Linked DNA regions of Homo sapiens: regions 1 and 3 are each linked to region 2. A link is a loop called in an ENCODE intact Hi-C map of the cell type or tissue named here. Cell type or tissue: sigmoid colon. All regions are shown on one strand.

Region 1 (8,000 bases), 140 kb before region 2:
AGAGGGAAACTGGGGTTAGGAAGGAATCAGCAAAATATAGAAGAGCTGCTTTACTGAAAGCAAAGGACATAAATATTACCCATTAGAAACCCATGTGACAAAGTATAGCACGATGGGGAGAGAGAGTTTCCTCACCTCCATGCATTCCATGTAACAGATGCTATGTACTGGGAACTCCAGAAGTGTCCAAGTCACCTGGCATCTCATCAATTCAGCATGTGAGAATCACTCTCCAGGCCTCTCAGAAATTAAGAGGTGCATTTCTCAGGGAACTAGGGTCCTTGGTTAATAGGCAGAGGCAATAGGTCGCAAAACTGTATATAAATTTGAATCACAGACTATTATAGCTGAAAGGAACTATAGTTCCTTTCCCTATAGATTCTGTATAGATTTCATCCATCCATATAGACTGGATGATCTATAGTAATCATCCAATCTGCTGATTTTCAAACTACATTCCATAGAGATTCTCAAAGTCCTGGGGGGAGAGTGCTACAGATGAAATAATGGTAGTTCAACAAAGGGAGAAATTAATTTAATTTGATGCAAGAAGGTATTTGATAAAAGCAAAGTGACGAGCTGATGAATTGATCAATTTAGGTCAAACAGCTAATAAATGAAGGTGCTGAGATAAGAATCCTGATTTCCCAGCTTCTTATGTGACTTTATAGGGGACTTTGGCTATTACTTTTGCAATGTGATGTCTGTGAGCAAATTACCCAGAATGGAAAGAATTTTGGGATCCTAGTGTATGTTTTGTCTGTGTTCTACTCTTGGGAGAGAGGCATATTGCATCTGCCTTATGGATGCAGCTGGGTGACTCTAAACAAGTGTGCTTTTCCTGGAGTCTGGTTTTCATTATCTTTATATCCTCAGGCTCACAAGTCAGCTGGGACAGGGATGCTGACAGAAAGGACTAGTGGAAATAATATATTTGCTTCTAATTTAGAATAAAAACAACCACACCCCACAGATCAAAACCCATGGAAACTTCCATCACCCTGGGGCAGTGTTTAGAGTGGCATTTCTGAAAGAGTTCTGAGAGACGCTTAATATGCTCCTGCAAAAGGGTCCCACATCAAATACTTTTGTGCAATGTTTCATATTATATCCCTGTCTTGGAGACTCCTGTTGCACATAAAAGTCTCTGAAGAGCTCTGCAAAAGATGTCTCTTTAATCTTAATCCAGTGTTTTATAAACTTGCTTGTTGATGGAAACTTTTATACATGGAATATCTATTATCATCATATAGAACACAGGCTTTGGAAATGCTGGGTAAAGACCACTGGCTAGGAACAAAGGAGGTCTGGTTGTGGTCTTGGCTCTGGTACTAAGTTGTGTTCCCCCCCTCCACCAAGAAGGAGTCTTGCTCTATTGCCCAGGCTGGAGTGCAGTAGGGTGAACTCAGCTCACTGCAACCTCTGCCTCCCGGATTCAAGCGATTCTCCTGTCTTAGCCTCCTGAGTAGCTGGGATCACAGGCACATGCCACTGAACCTGGCTAATTTTTTAATTTTTAATAGAGACGGTGTTTCACCAGGTTGGCCAGGCTGGTCTCGAACTCCTGACCTCATGATCTACCCACCTTGGCCTCCCAAAGTGCTGGGATTACAGGTATGAGCCCCCGTGCCCGGCCCTGATTTGCATTTTTAAACTCTTCTTTGGACTCCAGTTTCCTCATCTGCAAAAGGAGAGGGTTATAATCAGTGATCTAGAGAGAAAAAGGACTACAATTTATTGCAGACCCACTCTGTGCCAGGCTGTGGATGTGCCACCATGGCCTATGCTTACAAGGGCCCCCACACTTGGTTTAATACTCTGCTGTCACCATCTTTAAATTATCGGTAATTTTTGAACAAGGTGCCAGCATTTTCATTTTGTGCTGGGACTTGCATTTTTGCACTTGTTCCATGTGACATTATCTCTACTCTTCATATTAGTCTAGAGAGAATGTGCATATATTTGTGATATACAGATATGGAAGCTGAGAATTAGGTTAAATAAATTGCTCAAGGTCATATACAGAATGAATAGCAGAGCCAACATTCCAAGCTAGTCCACCTGGTTCTAAAGCTTTGCTCTTCCCTCTAGACCAGCTGCCAGTGCAAACATTCTATGATTCTAAGATTCTTTTGTTCTCTAAACTACAACTAGATCTGTCTCAATGTTTAAGGAACAGAATAACTGTTAATTCTATTTACTGTCTGAGTGCATATCTGGCTAAACAGATTAGTAAATGATGGATTAGATGTCAGTCAATGAATGGCTAGACAACAGGGAATGAATGGCTATAGAAGTTAGACATGGAGTCCAACAAACTTGGTTTGCCATTTACTAACCATGTGACCTTGGGCAACCCACTTGACTTCTCTAAGTCTCAGTCTACCTCATAGGTATATTGTGAGGATTAAATGAAAGAATGCACTGCCTAACACGTGGCAACCCCTCAATAGAGTATTACTATTCTTTTATTAACCGGGCCAGGCTAGGTTTGCTATTGCGATGTCAGAGCTCCCAATATTGTAACCCATTTAATTTGCTCTATAGCAAGTAGAAGAACATTATATTTATTTATTTATTTCTGAATCAAATCAAACTTTTATCTGTCTAATTCAAATCCAATTAAATTTAGCTTCACCCCCACCTGCCAGGTTTGTGGAACATCTAATTTCAGAGACTTTGTGGGGATGCAAAAACCCCAGGGCTTACCCAATCCGGAAAACCTGGGGGACCATCTCAGTCCATTGCAGTTGTGGTGAAGGTGCTCATTGTCCAAGCAGGTGTGGAGCAGCCAGAGGTATCTGGCCCACTTGCGTAAGATATTTACTGCTTCCATTGTAAACCTGGCCACCCAGAACTCCTGTATGGTCCCAAAGCTATGGTTTGGTAACTATCCCCCAGGTGTCTTTGTAGTCATCACTGCCAGAGATACTATGAGGGCAATGGGGGAGAGTTCACGGGCTGACTTCCACCACCCCTCCATCCTCCTGGTCTTGTAGAATCCAGCTCTTGTCCCTTTAATCCTCAGAGTTTTCCCTCTCACAGACAATCTAACTCTGACCCTTGAGAAATTTATAGAGACCTCCCAATATTTTCCTCCTGAGGTAAGGGAAGTCCCCCAACCTACAAAGGACTGTCCTTCCAAATAGGGTACAGAAGAAAATTTCCTTTAAGTCTTTAAATAAATCCATGGTAGAAATAATTCATTAATTCACTCAATTATACAATGTTCTCAAACTTTTTCATCTTCTGAGAAGGCTCTCATATCCCCTTTCTCCCTTGGCTACTATATTTTGCATCTAAGTCTGTGTGTCTTATCTTTATTACAAATTGGTGGGTGGGGGGATGGGGGGTAGAGAAAGTGGCAGAACTAGACAATATGTTGCTGATTCTCTCCATTCCTAGGTGAGGATGGTCACAACCAATTATTTGGATTTCACATTTCACATCTTCAGAGTCCCTTGAAACAATGAGAACAGTGGGTATTAAAAACAGGCTCTGGAAGCCTTGATTTATGGGAATAGGCTCATATGTAATGGCACGGGGGCTTGGTGCTGGGGTATTGGAACAGGCCAGGACACTGGTGTCTCCAGAATAGGTAAAAGAGAAGGAAGCATGGCCAACAATGTTCCCCCACTGTGTAGACAATTACACTGGATGTCTGCCAGATGAAGGGCAAAATTCTGTGCTCTAAAAAGTAGCAGCAGAGCTGTAAACCTGTAGTGTTGGGCCCTCTAGTGGCTAGTTCTTCTTTTTCAATGAATATAGCTGGCTGTTTCCTACACTGCTGGTCTCTCACTGCCTTGCCATCTTTTTGGTTTGCTGGAACCACTAACTGCCTCATCTACATTCTATCATCCCATTGCTCAATTATCACTGGTACTGACTTTGGAATGGACTCCATGTTAGGGCACAGTTCTTGAGGAAGGGATGGATTCTCTTGGAAACAGACTGAAATGGAGAATCGCATGCAGAAGGTTGTTGGGGGAAGTACTCTTGGGAAATAGGAAGTGAGAAAGCAGGGGTGGGCGGAGGAAGAAGCTAATTCACAATGTGGTTGCCACTGAAGCCTCAGCTGATCCTATGGGGAATTCTGGAGCCAAGATGGCCTCTCAGAGTTGCCCCAAATCAGTGATGGAATCAGACCTTTGGATCCCTGTATCAGCTCCTCATTGGTTGTGAGCCGCTCCAAGAAGGAGCTGTAACCTTGGTGAGACAGCTCCCTGTGTCCCAGGGCAACAGGCAGTGAGGAATTCAGTTGTTCATCAAATATTAATTTTTCTTTCCTGTTCATGAATTTCTGACTTTCTTGTTCCCAGGAGCTCATTCTCCATCACAGTTCAACCACTTCCACAGATGGTTCTCTCATTTCATCCAGGGAAATAATGTTCTTGGTTTCTTAGCAGCACCTGAAAGAAGATTCTTTTTCCATACAAGTTTGGCTGAAAGCCTTGCTTTGTCTATTTCTTCTATGCCTAAACCGAAATCTTGGATATTATTCTAATGAGAGGAGAGACCAGACTCACCTGTGCTAGAAAAAAAAAAAAAAAAAAAAAGAGCACAAGTCACACTCCCAGGATAGGCTAAGTTATACTCTCAAAAGGCTCCCGTCTTCACCCCCTCCCTCCAAAACATGATCTAATCAGAATAACAGCACTTCTTCCTTCCCAGCAGGTTTATAAATGTTTTTATCTTGACTAATCCTGCGGGGGAGAATTAGGAGGGTGGGGTGAAGACAGACTGTGGGGGAGCGTGAGGAGGGTGGGGTAAAGATTTCTGGGGCTGTCTACCAGAAATCATTCTCTCCTTATTCCATAGTGATAGATGTTTGGCTGGGACTTGACTACTCAGACAGGCACCTCATGTGCCAGCTCCCCTTGCAGCCAGTTTGTGGCCACGTTTTTTAAGCCGTCGTCAATGGAGCTGAGCAGAAGAGATGTACGCAGCTTTTGCCTTGCTTTCTTGAGAGTAAGTCCCTGGCCCTGGAATTCTATTCTGTTTCTTTCCTCACCAACCAGAAAATGCTTTGACAATGAGCGACCTTGGAAGCTACATGTTGAAGATGGCAGTTGCCATCCTCAGTCTCTGAATGTTTGAGTAGAGCGAAGCCATCCACCTACTTTGAACACTGAGCTTGGATCATACTATATTGGACCTTCATTTTTTATTTTAATTAATTAATTAATTTATTTTTTGAGAGCTGGAGTGCAGTGGTGTTATCACAGCTCACTGCAGCCACTTGACTTTCCAGGCTCAGGTTGATCCACCCACCTCAGCCTCCTGAGTAGCTGGGAGTACAGTCACACACCACCATGCCTGGCTTTTTTAAAAATTATTTTTAGTAGAGATGGGATTTTACCATGTTGCCCATGCTGGTCTTGAATTCCTGGGCTGGGATCCTCCTGTGATCCTCCTGCCTTGGCCTCCCAAAGTGCTGGGATTACAAGTGTGAGCCACCACACCCAGCCTACATTGGACTTTTTTTTTTTTTTTTTTTTTTTTTTTTTTTTTTTTGAGACAGAGTTTCGCTACTGTTGCCCAGACTGGAGTACAATGGTGCAATCTCGGCTCAATGCAACCTCCGCCTCCCTGGTTCAAGCAATTCTCCTGCCTCAGCCTCCTGAGTAGCTGGGATTACAGGTGCCCACCACCATGCCTGGCTAATTTTTGTATTTTTAGTAGAGATGAGGTTTCGCCATGTTGGCCAGGCTGATCTCGAACTCCTGACCTCAGGTGACCCACCCGCCTCAGCCCCCCAAAGTGCTAGGATTACAGGAGTGAGCCACTGCACCTGGCCCTTCATTGGGCTTTCTAACCAAATCCTACCAGTTGTTCATATTCCACCACAAATTCTACTTCTTCCCAGAAATATGCATGAACTTCCCTCTCCCCCTCCCCACCCCCCCCCTTTTTTTTTTTTTTGAGACAGAGTCTTGCTCTGTCACCCAGGCTGGAGTACAGTGGCACCATCTCAGCTCACTGCAACCTCCACCTTCTGGGTTCAAGCGATTCTCCTGCCTCAGCCTCCTGAGTTGCTGGGATTACAGGTGCACGCCACCACACCCAGCTAATTTTTTTTTTTTTTTTTTTTTAGTAGAGAGGAGATTTCACCATGTTGTGCTGGCTGGTCTTGAAATCCTGACCTCAAGTGATCCACCTGTCTTGGCCTCCCAAAGTGCTGGGATTACAGGCGTGAGCCACTGTGCCCGATGTCCTCTCCTCTTCTTGACCACCACATTAGTATCTGTCCCCCACACTTTCTGATGCTTAATGATACTGTTTCCTACTTAGTTCTATTTGGTATTGTCTTATTTTTGTTCATTATTTGGTGTGTGCTTCTTGTCTCTTAAACTAGAAGGAGCTCCCAAGATGTGACACTCTGCTTCTACTTTCGTTTCCCCAACAGCACAGCTATCATGGATGCTGTTGGAGCCCCAGAGGCCCCCTTCACCAGGCTGCCATAATCAGCCTAGAGCTGTCCCCATCCCCAGAGATTTTGCCTGAGTCAAATATGAGCACACCCTGGGAGAGTAAGTACCTCTGTAGCAACTAGCAGCCGATGACTGATATAGGATAGTAAAAAAGGTCACAAAAGGTGGGGCCAATTCTGTGATTGAAAAAAGAGCTTCAGAACCTTCCCAAGGAACGAGGCTATTGCTAGTCTCCAACCAAGAGCACTCCTTTGCTTACCTTTCTTCCACTGCTCTATTCTGCAGTAGCTCACAGCTGTTCCCTTCCCCACAGCTGATGGGAACCTCCTCAAAACCCTCTTGTCCCTCTTCCCTGCCAGGGTGGCCCACAACCAATGACTGGCTGCTTTGGGGATACAAAAGGCCAGCTGCCTTGCCTCAAGGGAGTGTAATTCTGCTGTGGGACTTATGCCACCATATATGACAGTTCCCCGTGGATCAGGCCAAGGCTAGATGTGACCGAGACACACTTTGTATGATGCTTTCCCTTTCCTGTCTACTCCACTCTCTCCCTTGCAGGTTTTTCCTGAAAAATACTTCCCATCAATAAATGTCTGTCAGATGGCCAGGTGTGGTGGCTCACGTCCGTAATCTCAGCACTTTGGAAGGCTGAGGCGGGAGGACTGCTTGAGCTCAGGAGTTTGAGACCAGCCTGGGCAACATAGCGAGACCTCATCTCTACTAAAATAAAATATTAGCTGGATATGATGGAACACGCCTGTAGTCCTAGCTACTTGGGGAGCTGATGCGGGAGGATCGCTTGAGCCTGGGAAATCGAGGCTGCAGTGAACCCTGATTAGGCCACTGCACTCCAGCCTGAGCCACAGAGCGAGACCCTGTCTCAAAAAAAAAAAATTCTGCCTCAAGGTCTGTTTCTAGGAAACCCAACTTCAGGCCACTGGTGTCAGTACTCTGCCATCCTTTTCCCAAATCACTTTCTCATTCATCTCTGGAGACTGTTCAGATCCATGCTCTGGGCTGTGCGTACCATGGGACCTAAATTGGGCTGAAAGTACATGAAGGTGCTAGGTCAAAAACAACTGGGCTCTGTGGAAGTACTTGTAAGGAATACCTACTTACTACATAGGGTTGTTATGAGGGTTTTAAAAGCTAAATGAATTCAAGTGTGTAAAACGCTGAGACCAATGCCTGGCATGGAGTAAATGCTCTTAAGTATTAGTGCAGGGATTTCTGGGATGTTTTTGTTTACTTATGTATTCCAAGTGTGCCTAGGTGAATGCGTGGCACATAGTAGGCACTCAACAATACCTGTTGAATCCATGATTGGTTTTGCTTTGAGGGCTTAAGGCGATGTGCCGAGATTTGGCCAGCAGAGGGCAGAACCTGGGAAGACAAAGCTCCTACAGGCTTTGACCTACAAGAGGTGGCAGGACAGGCTCCCAGACGACTGGGTTGGAGGGAGGGCTGCGTGAAGTGCCTATACCATAGGATATGGATAGAGATAGAGATAGAGATATAGAGATACAGAGATACAGAGATACAGAGATACAGATATATAGATATATAGAT
Region 2 (8,000 bases):
GGATCACTTGAGGTCAGAAATTTAAGACCAGCCTGACCAACAAGGCGAAACCCCCTCTCTACTAAAAATACAGTTGGGTGTGGTGGTGCATACCTGTGATCCCAGCTACTCAGGAGGTGGAGGCATGAGAATCGCATGAACCTGGGAGGCAGAGGTTGCAGTGAGTGGAGATCATGCCACTGCACTCCACCCTGGGCGACAGATCAAGACTCCATCTCAAAAAATAAAACAAAATAAATAAACAGGCTGGGCACGGTGGCTCACACCTATAATCCCAGCACTTTGGGAGGCTGAGGTGGGCGGATTGCCTGAGGTCGGGAGTTCGAGGCCAGCCTGACCAACATGGAGAAACCCTGTCTCTACTAAAAATACAAAATTAGCTGGGCATGGTGGTGCATGCCTGTAATCCCAGCTACTCGAGAAGCTGAGGCAGGAGAATCGCTTGAACCCGGGAGGCAGAGGTTGCAGTGAGCAGAGATTGCGCCATTGCACTCCAGCCTGGGCAACAGGAGCAAAACTCCGTCTCAAAATAAATAAATAAATAATAAAATAAAATATGGACAATATAATACATTTGCAGCATTGCTATGAGGACTAAATGAAATATTGCTCTTAAAGTACCTGGTATAGTAGGTCTGGTATATAATAACGTAATAGTCAACGATCATAGATTTTATTGTGTGCAGGTACTGCATGAGAGTTTTATGTATATTATCTCATTTGTAACTGGCCAAATAGAATTATTTGATTTTCTCATCTGCTTCCAGTCTTTCACGTCTCAGTCAAGGGCATCACCATTTACCTAAAGATTTATGTTCCATATCTAGGTATTTTCCTTGATTCCTGTTTTTTCCACACTCCACTCGTGTAATTCATCAGCAGGTTTTGCCGACTCTAAAACAAAACTCAAGTCACTCAGTTCTCTCAATTTCCACTACCACTACTCTATTTTAAAAAATGTATTGGTTTGGCGTTGTGGCTTACGCCTGTAATCCCAGCACTTTGGGAGGCCAAGGCAGGTGGATCACCTGAGGTCAGGAGTTCGAGACCAGCCTGGCCAACATGGCGAAACCCCCTCTCTACTAGAACTACAACAAAATTAGCCGGGTGTGGTGGCGCATGCCAGTAATCCCAGCAACTTGGGAGGCAGAGGCAGGAGAATCACTTGAACCCGGGAGGCAGAGGTTACAGTGAGCCGAGATCGCGCCATTGCACTCCAACCTGGGGAACAAGAGCAAAACTCTGTCTCAAAAAAAAAAAAAATTATTATTTTTTGAGACAGGGTCTCACTCTGTCACCCAGGCTGTATGCAGTGGCATGATCAAGTGCTCACTGCAACCTCTACCTCCTGGGCTCAATCCATCCTCCCACTTCAGAACTGGGACCACAGACCACAGACCACAGGCTCGTGCCACCATGGCTTTTTTTTTTTTTTTTTTTAGTAGGGACGGAGTTTCAGTATGTTGCTCAGGCTGGTCTCGAACTCCTGGGGCTCAAGTGATCCACTTGCCTTGGCCTCCCAAAGTGCTGGGATTATAGGTGTGAGCTACTGTGCCTGGCACTGCTACCCTATTTTATTTTATTTATTTATTTTGAGGGGGGTCTCACTCTGTTTCCCAGGCTGGAGTGCAGTGGCACCATCTCAGCTCACCGCAACCTCGGTCTCCCAGGTTCAAGTGATTCTGCTGCCTCAGCCTCCCGAGTAGCTGGGATTACAGGCGTGTACCACCACACCTGGTTAATTTTTGTATTTTTAGTAGAGACGGGGTTTCGCCATGTTTGCCAGGCTGGTCTCGAACTCCTGACCTCAGGTGATCTGCCTGCCTCGGCCTCCCAAAGTGTGGGATTACAGGTGTGAGCCACTGCGCCGAGCCATTTTATTTTATTTTTAGACGGAGTCTCTCTCTGTTTCCCAAGCTGAAGTGCAGTGGCATGATCTCGGCTCACTGCAACCTCCACCTCCTGGATTCAAGACATTCTCATGCCTCAGCCCTGGGAGTAACTGGGACTATAGGCACGTGCCACCACGCCCGGCTAATTTTTATATTTTTAGTAGAGACAGGGTTTCACCATGTGGGCCTGGCAGGCCTCGAACTCCTGACCTCAGGTGATTCATCCCCCTAGGCCTCCCAAAGTGCTGGGATTACAGGCGTTAGCCACCGCGCCCGGTCTGCTACCCTATTTTAAACCACCACTATCTTTCACTTAAAAATCTCAGAATGTAAGTTACATGTGAACAGGCTCGGTTTATTATTGCTCATAGCTGCAGCCCCAGCACCTCAACACTCAGAATAGTATCTGGCCTTTCTCAGGATTTTGCTATGCTTTGAATGAATGCATGTCGCGACAAGCCTTTGAAGTAGGTACTGTTATTATTCCCATTTTATAGATAAGGAAATAGGCTCCTAGTGGCTAAAGAATTACCTAAGTTTACACAACAAACAGCAAAACCAGGATTCAAACCCAGTAAGTCTGACTCTAGAGCCCACTCTCTTACGCACTACACCTGCGATACTGAACTGCACCGGCTTATGCTGAAGTCAATTATTAAAGATTTTTGCGGGGGTGATACTAGGAGAAATTTGAGTTGAAATTCCCCAACCTGATAACTTTTCTCCAAGTTTTCCTGAGAACACAGCTCAAGCGCCTCTTCACAGTCTCCTAGGCACAACGATTTGGTTTCTCCCAAGTCTCTCTCATCCGCCTCTTCTCCTAACAATCCAGAGATAATGAACTCTTTTCCAGCAAATTCTCCTGCTTCTATCCGAAACACTCAGCCTCTCCTCAACCCCTCTGGAAAAACCTTCCCTAATTTCTCAACTCTGAGGGATTATAACAGGCAGTACTTTTCCCCAGTTGGCAGCACTACTAAAATTACTTGTTTTCAATAGTCTCCCCTTTATCCTGGCTTTCCCGGGTTTCATCACGCGCAGCCAACCTCGGTAGGGAAATATTATACCCAATGACATCTGTTGAGAGACCATATTCACTAATGTTTATTACAGTATAATAATAATTGTTCTATTTTATCGTTAGTTATTTTTGTTAATCTCTTACTGTGCCTAATTTATAAATTAAACTTTATCATAGGTACGTAGGTATAGGAAAAAACCAGCCAGGAGGCCCCGCACTTCGGTGTTTTCTACTAGCTCTGCCTACCTCCGTCTGCGCCGTCTCCCTGACTAGTTTGACCCTTCGAGGGCCGCCGTAGTGCGTCGCCTCCGTTGCCGGGGAAACGACCCGGGACCTGGGAGGGAGCAAAGACGTTTCCCGCCGGCGGGAGCTGTGGCTGTGATTGAGAGAGGGGTTAGAGGCGGGTCCCAGCGCTGCCGCACCATGGCGGACCAGCTTTATCTGGAAAATATAGACGAGTTCGTCACGGACCAAAACAAGATCGTGAGCAGCTACTACTGGGGAACGCGGGCGTGCGACCGGGGTCCTGGGCCCGGCTAGGGCGGCGGGAGCCTTGACCCTCTGTCTGCTTGTGGCTTCGTGGGGACCAGGGGAGACAGGTCCCCACGAGGGGACCTGGGCGAGCTCTGTGCCCCAGAGCGAGCGAGGACTCGTCGGGAAGGTCCTCCAGCACACACGGAAGTCCGCGTCCCTTGGGTGGGCGTGCTGGGAACAGAGCCTGGGGCTGGAGCCGCGGAGACCGGGCGCGGAGGGAGGGCCGTTGGCTGAGAGTTCTAAGGCGTCCCTACACCTTTCTTTTAAGGTGGTTGGCGTTTAAAGTTTTAAGTTTACAGTTGAGGAAATCGTGTCTTAACTGTGTTAAGTTACAAGTTGCGTAACCTCCAGATACTGTTTCCTCTTCCTGGAAATTTAAGCATTGATAGAGGTTTGATCCGCTTCACACGGGTGAGGAAAAGATCGAGCGAATTGATGGATGTGAGTGCACTTTGCAAACCGTGATGATTGAGTGCCTGCTGTGTGCCAAGGCACTTTAATCTTTACAGTGACCTCCCCGCACCCCATCCCAGGTCGGTGGTGGTATCCCGAGATGAGGAAATTGAAGCTGAGGGGCCAAATAACTTGTTTATTTGCGTTTGGTAAGGGATAGGCAGTTTTTCAACCTAGGTCTGTCCTCTTACTAATGCTTTCTTCTACATCACACTGCCTTTGCCTAACCTGTGCAAGTCTTCTAACTATTGGAAGCTTGACATTTGGAATTGGAAGAGACTTTGAGAGAAGAGAGTGCAGGCATCCTGGGTCTAGGAGGGATGAAGGCTTGATGCTGGTAGTTCCCAATCTAATCTCTTATAAAAATATTTACCCACTTTTTTCGTTTCCTGACCCCTGCACCACCTGTGCCCTTTAATGTTTGCATGGGTGCAACTTTCTTTAGAAGTTTCTGAGACATCACACTTCAAAGTCATCTAGCTTCTGAATGAGTTTTAGGATGGCTTTGGCTGGTGGCCCCCAAAAAAAACATCATGAGGAAAGGGCCTGAGTAAAACAAGGAATGTGAGGAAAATGAGAGTTTTTTCTGTTAGGTATGTTCAGCTTGTCTTTTTAGATTACTTTTCATTAGTTCATGAAACAAACTTCTTAGCATTTTTAAGATAAATAGGTCCTGCCTACCCAGATAGATAGTTCTTGGGAAAACTGCAGTGGCATTTATTGTAATTTGTAAGGCATAATCATCTAAGAATAGGAATCTTTAGCAACAGACCTTCGGGACTGATGTGCACTCTGGAGTCATCTAATAAAACATTTGAAAAATTTTTTCTTGTTACAGGTGACATACAAATGGCTGAGCTATACACTAGGGGTTCATGTTAACCAGGCCAAACAGTAAGTCCAATTTACTACCAATTTTAATCATATTGGAATTTTTTTTTGTTTTGTTATGCTTTGCTTTTAACTCTACAGATAGCCTACATAGATTAGAGCTAATTTGGTTTGCTGGCAATCATTGGTATTTCTTGGCTTGTAGCTGCGTAATTCCAATCTCTGCCTTCATTGTCATGGCATTCTCCCTGTATATCTGTATCTTTGCACGTCCATCTTATATGAACACCAGTCATACTGAATTACGAATCCACCCTACTCCAATATGACCTTGTCTTAACTAATTACATGTGCTATAATTCTATTTCTAAATAAGGTCACATTTTAAGGTATTGGGGGTTAGGGCTTTAACATTACCTTTTTGGAGACATGATTCAGTCTGTAATATGGATACAACAAGTTTTGTTTATTCATCATTAATGGACATTTGGGTTATTTCCATATTTTGACTGCTATGAATGATGCTGTTATGAACATTCATGTATAAAACATTCATCTATAAGTGTTTATATGAACATATATTTTCAGTTATCTTGGGTATTTGTGTTAGTCCATTCTCATGCTGCTATGAAGACACACCTGAGATTGAATTTATAAAGACGAGGTTTAATTGACTCACAGTTCCGCATGGCTGGGGAGGCCTCAGGAGACTTGGCGGAAGGCATCTCTTCACAGGGTGGCAGGAGAGAGAATGAGTGTCGAGCGAAGGGGGAAGCCCCTTGTAAAACCGTCAGATTTCGTGAGAACTCACTATCATGAGAAGAGCATGGGGGAACTGCCCCCATAATTCAGTTATCTCCACCTGGTCCGTCTTTGACATGTGGGGATTATTACAATTCAAGTTGAGATTTGGGTGGGGACACAGCCAAACTAGGATTGGAATTGCTGGGTCATGAGATAATTCTGTATTTAACATTTTGAGGAACTGACAAACTATTTTTCAAAATGGCTGCGCTTCTTACAGTCCTAACAGTATATGAGTATTTCAGTTTCTCCACATTCTGGTTAACACTAACACTGTTTTTTCCCTCAGACTTCTCATGGATGAACTCTTTTTTTTTTTTTTTTTTTTTTTTGAGATGGGGTTTCACTATGTTGCCCAGGCTGGATTTGAACTCAAGGATCCTCCCGCCTCAGCCTACCAACTAGCTCTACAGGTGTACATCACCACACCTGGCAAAAACTTTTTATTATGTCTTATTTTAACCATCCTAGTGGATGTGAAGTGGTATCTCATAAATTATGTTGATTGGCATTTTCCTAATGACTAATGTTGCTGAATATCTTTTCATATGCTGCTTGGCCATATCTTTGGAGAAATAGATATTCAAAATTATGCCCATTTTTGTCATTGGGTATTTTTGGTTGTTGTTGAGTTTTAAGAGTTCTTTATATATTCTGAATACAAGACCCTGATTGAAAAATTATTTGCAAAAATTTTCTCCCATTCTGTGGATTGTCTTTGTACTTTCTTGATGGTGTGCTTTGAAGCACAGACATTTTTTGTTGTTGTTGTTGTTTGAGACAGGATGTCACTCTGTTGCCCAAGCTGGAGTGCAGTGGTGTGATCTCAGCCCACTGCAGCCTTGACTTCCCTGGGCTCAGGTGATTTTCCCACCTCAGCCTCCCGAGTAGCCGGGACTACAGGTGCGTGCCACCACACTCAGCTAATTTTTAAATTTTTTGTAGAGATGGAGTCCCGCCATGTTTCCCATGCTGGTCCCAGGCTGGTCTTGAATTCCCAGGCTCAAGCCCCTGCCTTGGCCTCCCAAAGTGCTGGGATTACAGACATAAGCCACCATGCCTGGCCCATGGAAGTTTTTATTGCTGATGAAGTCCAATTTATTTATTTTTCCTTTTGTTGCTTATGCTTTTTTAAGTTTAAATTTTAAAATGATTAAATTTTTTTTAATCTTATTTTTTTTTTTTTTTTAGTAGAGATGAGATCTTGCTATGTTGCCCAGGCTGGTCTCAAACTCCTGACCTCAAGTGATCCTCCCACCTTGGCCTCCCAAAATGCTGGGATTACAGATACAAGCCACTGTGCCCGGCCTAAGAAGATTTTTTTTTTTCTTTTTTTTTTTTTTGAGGCAGAAGCCTTGCTCTGTCGCCCAGGCTGGAGTCCAACGGCGTGATCTCGGCTCACTGCAACCTCCGCCTCCCTGGTTCAAGCTATTCTACTGCCTCAACCTCCGAGGTAGCTGGGACTACAGGCATGTGCCACCATACCCGGCTAATTTTATTGTATTTTTAGTAGAGTTGGGGTTTCACCATGCTGGCCAGGCTGGTCTCGAACTCCTGACCTCAAGTGATCTGCCCGCCTCGGCCTTCTAAAGTGCTGGGATTACAGATGTGAGCCATCGTGCCAAGCCAAGATTTTTTAAATTGAGAAATAAAGTTGTATGTATTTATTGTGTACAACATTATGTTTTGAAGTATATATACACTGTGGAGTAGTTAAATCTAGCTAATAAATGTATTACATCACACAGTTATTTTGGTGGTGAAAACATTTAATGTCTACCATCTTTTCATTTTTCAAGAATATATCATCACTAACTGTAGTCACCATGCTATACAGTAGAGCTCTTGAACTTATTCCTGTCTAACTGTAATTATGTATCCTTTAGACCCACATCTCCCCATTCCCCCTCCCCTAACCACTTCAGCCTATGGAAAGAAAATTCTGCTTTCCACTTCCGTGAGATCACCTTTTACAGATTCCACAAATGAGTGAGATCATGTAGTATTTGTCTGTGTCTGGCTTATTTCAGTTAACATAGTCTCTTCCAGGTTCATCCATTTTGTTGCAAATGATAGGATTTTATTCATTTTTATGGCTGAATAGTATTCCATTGTGTATATACACTATATTTCCTTTATCCATTAATGGACATTTATTGATTCCATATCTTGGCTGTTGTAAATAGTGCTGCAATAAACATGTGAGTGCAAATATCTCTGACATACTGATTTCATTTCCTTTGGATGTATATCCGTAGTGGGACTGCTGGATCATACAGTAGCTCTATTTTTGATATTTTGAGGAACCTCCATACCGTTTTACATAATGGCTGTATTAATTTACATTCCCACCAACAATGTATAAGCATTCTGTTTTCTCCATACCCTTGTTGTGTTTTCTTTTTGATGTGTTGCTTGTGCTTCTGACATAATATCTAAGAAGGCTTTGCCTAACCCAGGGTTAT
Region 3 (8,000 bases), 150 kb after region 2:
TGTCTGTAGAATGGATGAATGAATCCTCAGCACCTGAAATAGTGCCTGATGCATTGTGGGTGCTCGATCAGTATCTATGTGAGTGAATGGATCTTCTTAAAGTGAGGCTCATCCGTATTTACATAGGTTTCCATATGGCTATGTGAATATTCCCAAGTCTTTTTTCTCCCTCATTGAGCCCTCTGTTCCCAGGACAATCTGTACACAGCAAGAGGAGGAAGTATCAGGAAACCAGAATGGGGAACACATAGCCCTTAATGTCAGAGAGCCCTCATGAGGAAAACTGAGTGGGGACATGGTGTCTTCAGCAGAAGACATGGAGTGGGATCATCATTCTTCTAGAGTCTTAAGCCCTGCCACTGGCCAGAGGCCTCCTCTACTGGGGCATCCTCACTTACCAAGTATCAAAGAGAGTGGACCTTGTTCTCTCACCTCCTCCACATTCAGGGGACTTTAGAAAAGCAGTTTGTTCTCAGAGACTTCTTTCAATAGGTCTGTGAGGATGCAGTTAGAGCACCAGAAAACAGTGCCATACAACTTGGGTCACGCAGTTGGAAGGTGGCAGGCACTGTGTCCACCTAAAGGTGGGAATGAAGAGCCACTAGAATTATCTTTTAAAAATGTAAATCAGGCCAGGCGTCATATGTCATGCCTGTAATCCCAGCACTTTGGGAGGCTGAGGTGGGAGGATTGCTTGAGCCCAGGAGTTTGAGACCAGCCTGGGCAACAAAATGAGACCCTGTCCCTACAAAAAACTTAAAAATTAGCTGGGCATGATGGTGTGTACCTGTAGTCCCAGCTACCTGGGAGGCTGAGGCAGGAGTATTGCTTGAGCCTGGGAGGTCAAGGCTGCAGTGAGCCATGATTGCACCACTGCACTCCAGCCCGGATGACAGGGTGAGACCCCATCTCTGAAAAAAAAAAAAAAAAAAAAGAAAGAAAAGAAAAGTAAATTAGTGAAGTCCCTTCTTTGCTTAAAACCTCTCCATTGCACTTAGAATAAAATCCAAAGGGTGGGTGCAGTGGCTCACACCTGTAATCCCAGCACTTTGGGAGGCCAAGGTGGGAGGATCACTTGAGTCCAGGAGTTTGTGACCAGCCTGGCCAACATCATGAGATCTCATTTCTACAAAAAATTAAAAAATTAGCCAAGCGTAGTGGCACAAGCCTGTAGTCCTAGCTGCTCTGGAGGCTGAGGTGGGAGGATTGATTGAGCCTGGGAGGTGGAGGCTGCAGTGAGCCAACATCGCACCACTGTATTCCAGCCTGGACAACAGAGCAAGGCACTGTCTCTAAATAAATAAATAAGAATAAAATCCAAATCATTTGCCAAATATGTAAAGCCTTCCATGCCCTGGCCCTGTCTACACTCTGACTTCAGACCACTCTCCCTGTGCTCACTATGCTCTAGTACACGGGCCTTCTTTCTGTCCCTGGGATACATCAAGCTGCCTGGTCCCTCCTCAGGGATTTTGCCCTTGCTAGTTCTCCTGCTTGGAATGCTCTTCCCTCAACCTTTTCTACAGATAATACTTCATTCAGCTCAAATGTCACTTCTTTAGTGATGTTTCCCTGGTCCAATCTATGTAATGATGCCTGCTTTTGAGTAATTTTCTATCTTATTGCCTTGTTTTCTTTCCTTTCTTATCATTCTCTGAAACATATTTTTCACTTGTATATTATCTGTCTCCCTCATGAGCACAAAAGCTCTGCAACAGCCTAGACTTTAATTTTTTTTGTTTTATTTTCTATTTTTTTTTTTTTTTAAAGACAAAGACAGCATCTCGCTATGTTGCTCAGTCTGGTCTCAAACTCCTGGGCTCAAGCCATCCTTCTGTCTTGACATCCCAAAGTGCTGGGACCACAGGTGTGAGACACTGCGTCTGGCTGTGGACTTTAATTTTTGATCACTGCTATATCCCTAGCTCCTGGAACAATGCCTAATACATAACAGATTTTTTTGTATGTGTGTGTGAACCTAACTTCAATATTTTATTGTCTTCACAATTAAAAAAAAGATGAAGCTTTGAACTAGGTCACTTGGCCCTTTTCTTCCTATCTCCCGCCAGTTTAAAATGCTTGCATCTCTTAATAGTCAGCCTTCTCTTAGCTCTGCAATTGGGCTCAATGCACTCAAGGCTCAGCACAGTCTTTTTTGTGGTTTTAACCTTTTTCTGGAAAATTGGCTTAGTCTGCCCACCCTAGCCACTCTGCTTCTTGTTATAATGCTGCTTTCCCTGGACATACAGTGGATCCTTACCCTTCTTGTACTGCGTCAGTTTGTGGGGTTGGTGCTTGCCTCACTTCTTACGGAAAGTCTGGCAGGTTTTAGGAATGTTCACCATGTTTGTAGGTGTGCTATTGATATAGAAAATGAATTTAAAAAAGAAAGAAAAGAAATGGAGGATGGAATATTTATCTGTGTTATCTGATTCATATGAGTAATGAACCCTAGATTCAAGACCCCAAATCCTTGGAATTCACCCACATTAGTATTTTCATCATCATTATTATTCCCCTTACTTTTATTATCATCTCACCACCATCATTATCAATAACAGCACTGCACGGCACATGGGAGTATTTAACGTTGTTGAATGACTGAATAAATGAATAGCAACTTTACAGCTGACCTCGGACTTCCTTTTTAGTCTTATTTACTCCTCCTCCTCTGCTTCAGTCCAACTTCTTATCTATACTGTGTGTAGCTACTCAGAGTCATTTTCACTGAACACATGCCTCCATGCCTCCTTGTGTTGGCTTATTCTGCTATTCTTTCTATTTGTAATTCCCATTTCCCTTCTCTGATGAGTTCTCATTCTTCCTTTAGGACCTAATTCTGTATTTCATCCAGGTACATAGTCACTTCCTCTTCTGTGCCTCCATATTGCCTTTTCTACATCACTGTTAAATGCTCATCTCTTAAATTATAGGTGTTGTTGTATCTGTCTCCCTCCCTAGATAGGGAGTATCATGAGGGCAGAGATGGTATATTTCATCTCTGTGTTATCAGGAACCATTATTGGACTTGCCATATAGCAGTTTAACAATATTTGTTGAAATCTTCCTTTTTGTATTGGGCATACAGGTTGCCTTGCAGAAGAGTGTGCTAGAGGAGAAGATGTACAATGTTGGTCAGAACATGGTCCCTTGCCCCAAGTTCTTACAATCTAATTGGGAGAGAATCTTTTCATAGAGATATAGCATTAAAACTCGATGTATTCTAGAATTAAATATGAGACTGGAGAAAGCTTGGTGTGGAACATGTGTAGAACTGGAGTAGTGAGTCAAAAGATTTGTTTTCTAGTTTCTACTTTACTAGTCACTCACTATGTGGCTTTGGCAAATTATTTCCCCTCTTTAGACCTTGGTTTTCTTCTCTTGAAACAAAAAGGTTTGATTAGAAGCCTTGGATGGTTTTTTAAAGCCAGTTATAGCTCTGACATTCTGATTCTGGAGTTTGGAAACTGGGTGGAGGAGACCGCGTAGGCTCAGTTTGCCCCCTGGTGGTCAAACTGAGCAACATCGCAGACCTAGGAGACGCCTGCAGGCATTTCCCAGGGATGGGATTGCAGAACACAGAGCCAAGTAAACAAAGAACAGTGGGACGATGACCATTCTAGTGCAGAACCCATCAGGTTTCTCGTTGATCACTAGTAGATTGGTATAGAAGCCTGTCTTCCTTCAGGACAAAGGAACTTGGGAGATCATGCTTTCTGTTCTCAGCCTCCAGCTGAACCCATCTCTCCCGTTTCTTTCCAAAGTAGACAAAGTCAATCTCTGAGAGGCTATTTTGTAGCTCCCCTGACTTTTTCTTCTGCTGCAATCACAGTGCTCTCTTCTGAGGCAAATCCTCCATTCTGCTCAATGTAACTATTCGTCTATTTATTTATGACAAGAAGAGGTTTTCACTCTTCTCATTCTTTTCCTGGGACAGGTCCATGACCCACTCCTTCTTGGAGACTTGGACCAAAGTGAAGGTAGTAGGATATCTTTGATGAGACTGGGAAAATAGAGACTCTGTGAGAATAAGAAATGTGATTTACGCTATAAAAGGTGAGCAATACTAGCAGAGAAAGTTTTGTCTTTTAGATATTTCACTCTGAGTGCAGTTGGGTAAGGCCATTTGCCCATTTCTTTTCCCTCTTATTCTCTATATCTTGAACCTAAGGGATTTCTTTTTTAAAAAATTTTTTAATGATAATTAATTCTCATCTTTTTTTATTATTATACTTTAAGCTCTAGGGTACATGTGCACAACGTGCAGGTTTGTTACATATGTATACATGTGCCATGTTGGTGTGCTGCACCTGTTAACTTGTCATTTACATTAGGTATATCTCCTAATGCTATCCCTCTCCCAGCCCCCCACCCCACGACAGGCCCCGGTGTGTGATGTTCCCCACCCTGTGTCCAAGTGTTCTCATTGTTCAATTCCCAACTGTGAGTGAGAACATGTGGTGTTTGGTTTTCTGTCCTTGCGATAGTTTGCTCAGAATGATGGTTTCCAGCTTCATCCATGTCCCTACAAAGGACATGAACTTATCCTTTTTTATGGCTGCATAGTATTCCATGGTGTATATATGCCACATTTTCTTAATCCAGTCTATCATTGATGGACATTTGGGTTGTGAACCTAAAGGATTTCTTAAAGCCACCTCTATCCTCTTAAAAAACAAAAAGAACAACTCTACACTATAAATATATACAATTTCTATTTGTCAATTAAAATTTAAAAAACAGCTGGGCATGGTGGCTCATGCCTGTAATCCCAGCACTTTGGGAGGCCAAGGTGGGCAGATCACGAGGTCAGGAGTTTGAGACCAGCCTAGTCAATGTGGTGAAACCCTGTCTCTACTAAAAACACAAAAAATTAGCCTGGCGTGGGGGCACGCACCTGTAGTCCCAGCTATTCAGGAGGCTGAGGCAGAAGAATCGCTTGAACCCAGGAGGCGGAGGTTGCAGTGAGCCAAGATCATGCCACTGAACTCCAGCCTGGGTGATAGAGCTAGACTTCGTCTCAAAAAGAAAAAAAATTAAAAACAACTAAATCAAAGAGGAAACTAATTGCTTGGAACTTGGGGCCAGAGCCTAGAGGAACAAGAATAGGGGCCCTGAGTGCAGGGAAAAGAGGAAGAAAGACTGAGGCGAGGAGAGGGAGGTGCAGAGAGGAGTAAGACTAGTTGCCAATTCTAAGTGGATTTATAGGCATCTGGAGGGAAAATGTAAAGCAATTAAAGAGGCCAGGCATGGTGGCTCACGCCTGTAATCCCAGCACTTTGGGAGGCCAAAGCCGGCGGATCATGAGGTCAGGAGATCAAGACCATCCTGGCTAATACGGTGAAACCCCTTCTCTACTAAAAATACAGAAAAATTAGCTGGGCATGGTGGTGGGCGCCTGTAGTCACAGCTACTCGGGAGGCTGAGGCAGGAGAATAGTGTGAACCTGGGAGGTGGAGCTTGCAGTGAGCTGAGATGGCGCCATTGCACTCCAGCCTGGGTGACAGAGCAAGACTCCGTCTCAAAAAAAAAAAAAAAAAAAGAAAGAAATTAAAGAACTATTTTGCCCCACCAATGTGCTTTTTTGTTAGTTAGAATATTTTTCTGACAATGAGTACTTTGAAAGTCACTAAACATAAAAGTGTAACTAAGGCGATAACATTCATTCATTCCACAGCAGCTGGAATATGTCAAACACTGTACCTAATGCTGTTCCTGCTCAAACTGGTCAGCATCTAGACTTTGTCTTCCGTGTTTGCTGCTGAATTCTTAGCACTTACATAATCCTGCCACATAGTAGGTGCTCAATAGATATTTGTTGAATGAATGAATGAATGAATGAATGAACATTAGCTGCACCATACTTTCTCCAGTAATATCTCAACTCTGGGGGTGGGATGAAGCCTGCTTAGATTCTTTTTGTTATTCACTGATAATTATAGAATCGAGATTTATCCTTATAGAATACAAATCCAGGCTAGGCATAGTGGCTCACGCCTGTAATCCCAGCACTTCAGGAGGCCAAGGAGAGTGGATCACTTGAGGTCAGGAGTTTGAGACGAGCAGGCTGGCTAACATGGTGAAACCCCGTCTCTACAAAAATACAAAAAAAAAAAAAAAAATTAGCCAGGTGTGGTGGTGCATGCCTGTAGTCCCAGCTACTCAGGAGGCTGAGGCAGGAGACTTGTTTGAACCCAGGAGGTGGAAGTTACAGTGAACCAAGATTGTGCCACTGCACTCTAGCCTGCGTAACAGAGCAAGACTCCATCTCAAACAAACAAACAAAACCAAAACAAAAATCCATATGTACCAATCCCTTGGGCCAAATATTAAATCTTTCAATTACTTTAGGTTTAAATGAGAGAGGTATATGGTTGCTTAGCATGACACTTGGCACGTGGTAGTTGCTCAATAAATTCTAGTTTCTTTTCTTCTCCAGTTTTCTAGTCTCATCTCCAACCTGATGTTCTAGCCACATCAAATTCTTTGTCAGTCCCACACAGGTCCCAAACTTTTATGCCTTTGTGCCTTGGCTCTTATTTTCTCTCTGCTTTCCGTTGTATCCATGTGGTGAACTTCCTTCCCTCAGTCTTTAAAAACGAGCTCAAATGTCCCCTCTTCTGTGAAATCTCCTGAACTTCCTCTCACCTTTGCTCCCTGCTTCCATGGCATTCTGTTTATGTCTGTTGTAGCCCTTGCAATTCTTCTATAACTCTTCTGTTTTCTGCTATATTTTTTTCTACTTTTGCCCTTCTGTTAGGTTTTGACTTTGAGGGGGCAAGGACCAAGTCTTATTTGTATTCATAGAGTGTTTGGAAAGAGTCTGGAGGAGGCTGGGCAGATGACATGACAAACACAGATGGAGGGATTAGATTTGCAAAAGAATTACCTAGGCCGGGCGCAGTGGCTCACGCCTGTAATCCCAGCACTTTGGGAGGCCGAGGCAGGTGGAGGTCAGGAGATGGAGACTATCCTGGCTAACACAGTGAAACCCCATCTCTACTAAAAATACAAAAAATTAGCCGGACATGGTGGCGGGCACCTGTAGTCCCAGCTACTCGGGAGGCTGAGGCAGGAGAATGGCATGAACCCGGGAGGCAGAGCTTGCAGTGAGCCGAGATCGCGCCACTGCACTCCAGCCTGGGCGACAGAGCGAAACTCTGTCTCAAAAAAAAAAAAAAAAAAAAAAAAAAAAAAAAGAATTACTTCTTCCTCTGAAACAAAAGGGAAGGAACTGAAGATGAATAAAAGTAAGAAGGTAGCAAGAATCTTTAAAGCAAAATGGAAGGGGCCAAATCTCAGGGGGAGATCTGACTTGAGGGAGGAAGAGCACAGGAAGAAGATGCTATCCAAAGAGGACAGGTGGCACTGGTGTGGTCTGAGGGGCTTAGCCTTCTCCTTTTTAGATGTGTAAGGTCTCAGGATGGACTCAGCAGCACTTAAGCTGGAAGGAGAGGTCTTGGGCTTGCAGGAAGAAACAGCCTTGTCTCCACCTGGAACTAGGCTGAATGGCCTTGCTCATATCTGAGTCTTTCAGTCCAGCAAGGAGAAGCTGGAGCCATCAGCTAGAGGGAAGTTTTGTAGTGATGTGGATGAGGAGTGAGGAAGGGGTAGTGGTGGGGTGGAACCATGCAGAGCTATCTGGGTAGAGGTGCTATGAGAAGGATGGTAGGGAATTCTGACAGCAATGCAATCCTCAGAAAGCAGCTGGAGGGGAAGCATTGGTACCTGGGGCTGCACTGCCATTTGTTCCAGTTGGCATCGTGCATTAAAGGGAGTCTGTGAATCCTTCTTCCCATGGTGGTCTGTGGTGCAGGTGGGGCCTTAGAGAAAAGCTATTTGGGCTTGTTCTACTCTAGGCTGTTGGCTTAAGCTTCTTGTATCATTTTATAATCTACCAAGCACCCTTGACAACCATTTTTAGGCGACACTTCAAAAACAACAAGCTAATGTCTCAGTTAGAGTACTTTGATGTAAACAACAGAGACTGTGAGTCATTT

The links. Hi-C counts contacts between places; a loop is a spot of excess contacts. Peaks named below come from ENCODE experiments on the same cell type or tissue, not always from the same donor. Only the 100,000 strongest peaks of a DNase experiment are listed, where the experiment ranks them.
Region 1: it touches region 2 in a loop (2.7-fold over the local background); 2 of 110 quality-filtered maps call a loop at or near these places.
Region 3: a loop joins it to region 2, with 5 times the contacts of the local background. A loop is called at or near these places in 16 of 110 quality-filtered maps.

The regions. Positions count from the first base shown.
Region 1 is chr11:74,445,781-74,453,780 of GRCh38, forward strand. No RefSeq gene overlaps it. Among named protein-coding and RNA genes, the nearest start is that of KCNE3, 18 kb to the right of the region's middle. In sigmoid colon, CTCF peaks have their summits at 3,736 (motif pointing left) and 7,761 (motif pointing right); DNase peaks (open chromatin) are centred at 3,691 and 7,831.
Region 2 is chr11:74,589,323-74,597,322 of GRCh38, forward strand. It overlaps POLD3 (DNA polymerase delta 3, accessory subunit), which reads left to right and starts at 3,260. Exons shown (of 12, transcript NM_006591.3): 1 at 3,260-3,396; 2 at 4,739-4,794. The coding sequence starts at 3,337. RefSeq lists an enhancer at 2,922-3,555. In sigmoid colon, no CTCF peak of the experiment used is centred here; a DNase peak (open chromatin) is centred at 3,229; H3K4me3 peaks cover 1,608 bases; H3K27ac peaks cover 1,028 bases.
Region 3 is chr11:74,736,452-74,744,451 of GRCh38, forward strand. It overlaps the pseudogene RPL36AP38. Among named protein-coding and RNA genes, the nearest start is that of RNF169, 8.4 kb to the right of the region's middle. In sigmoid colon, a CTCF peak has its summit at 3,515 (motif pointing left); a DNase peak (open chromatin) is centred at 3,530.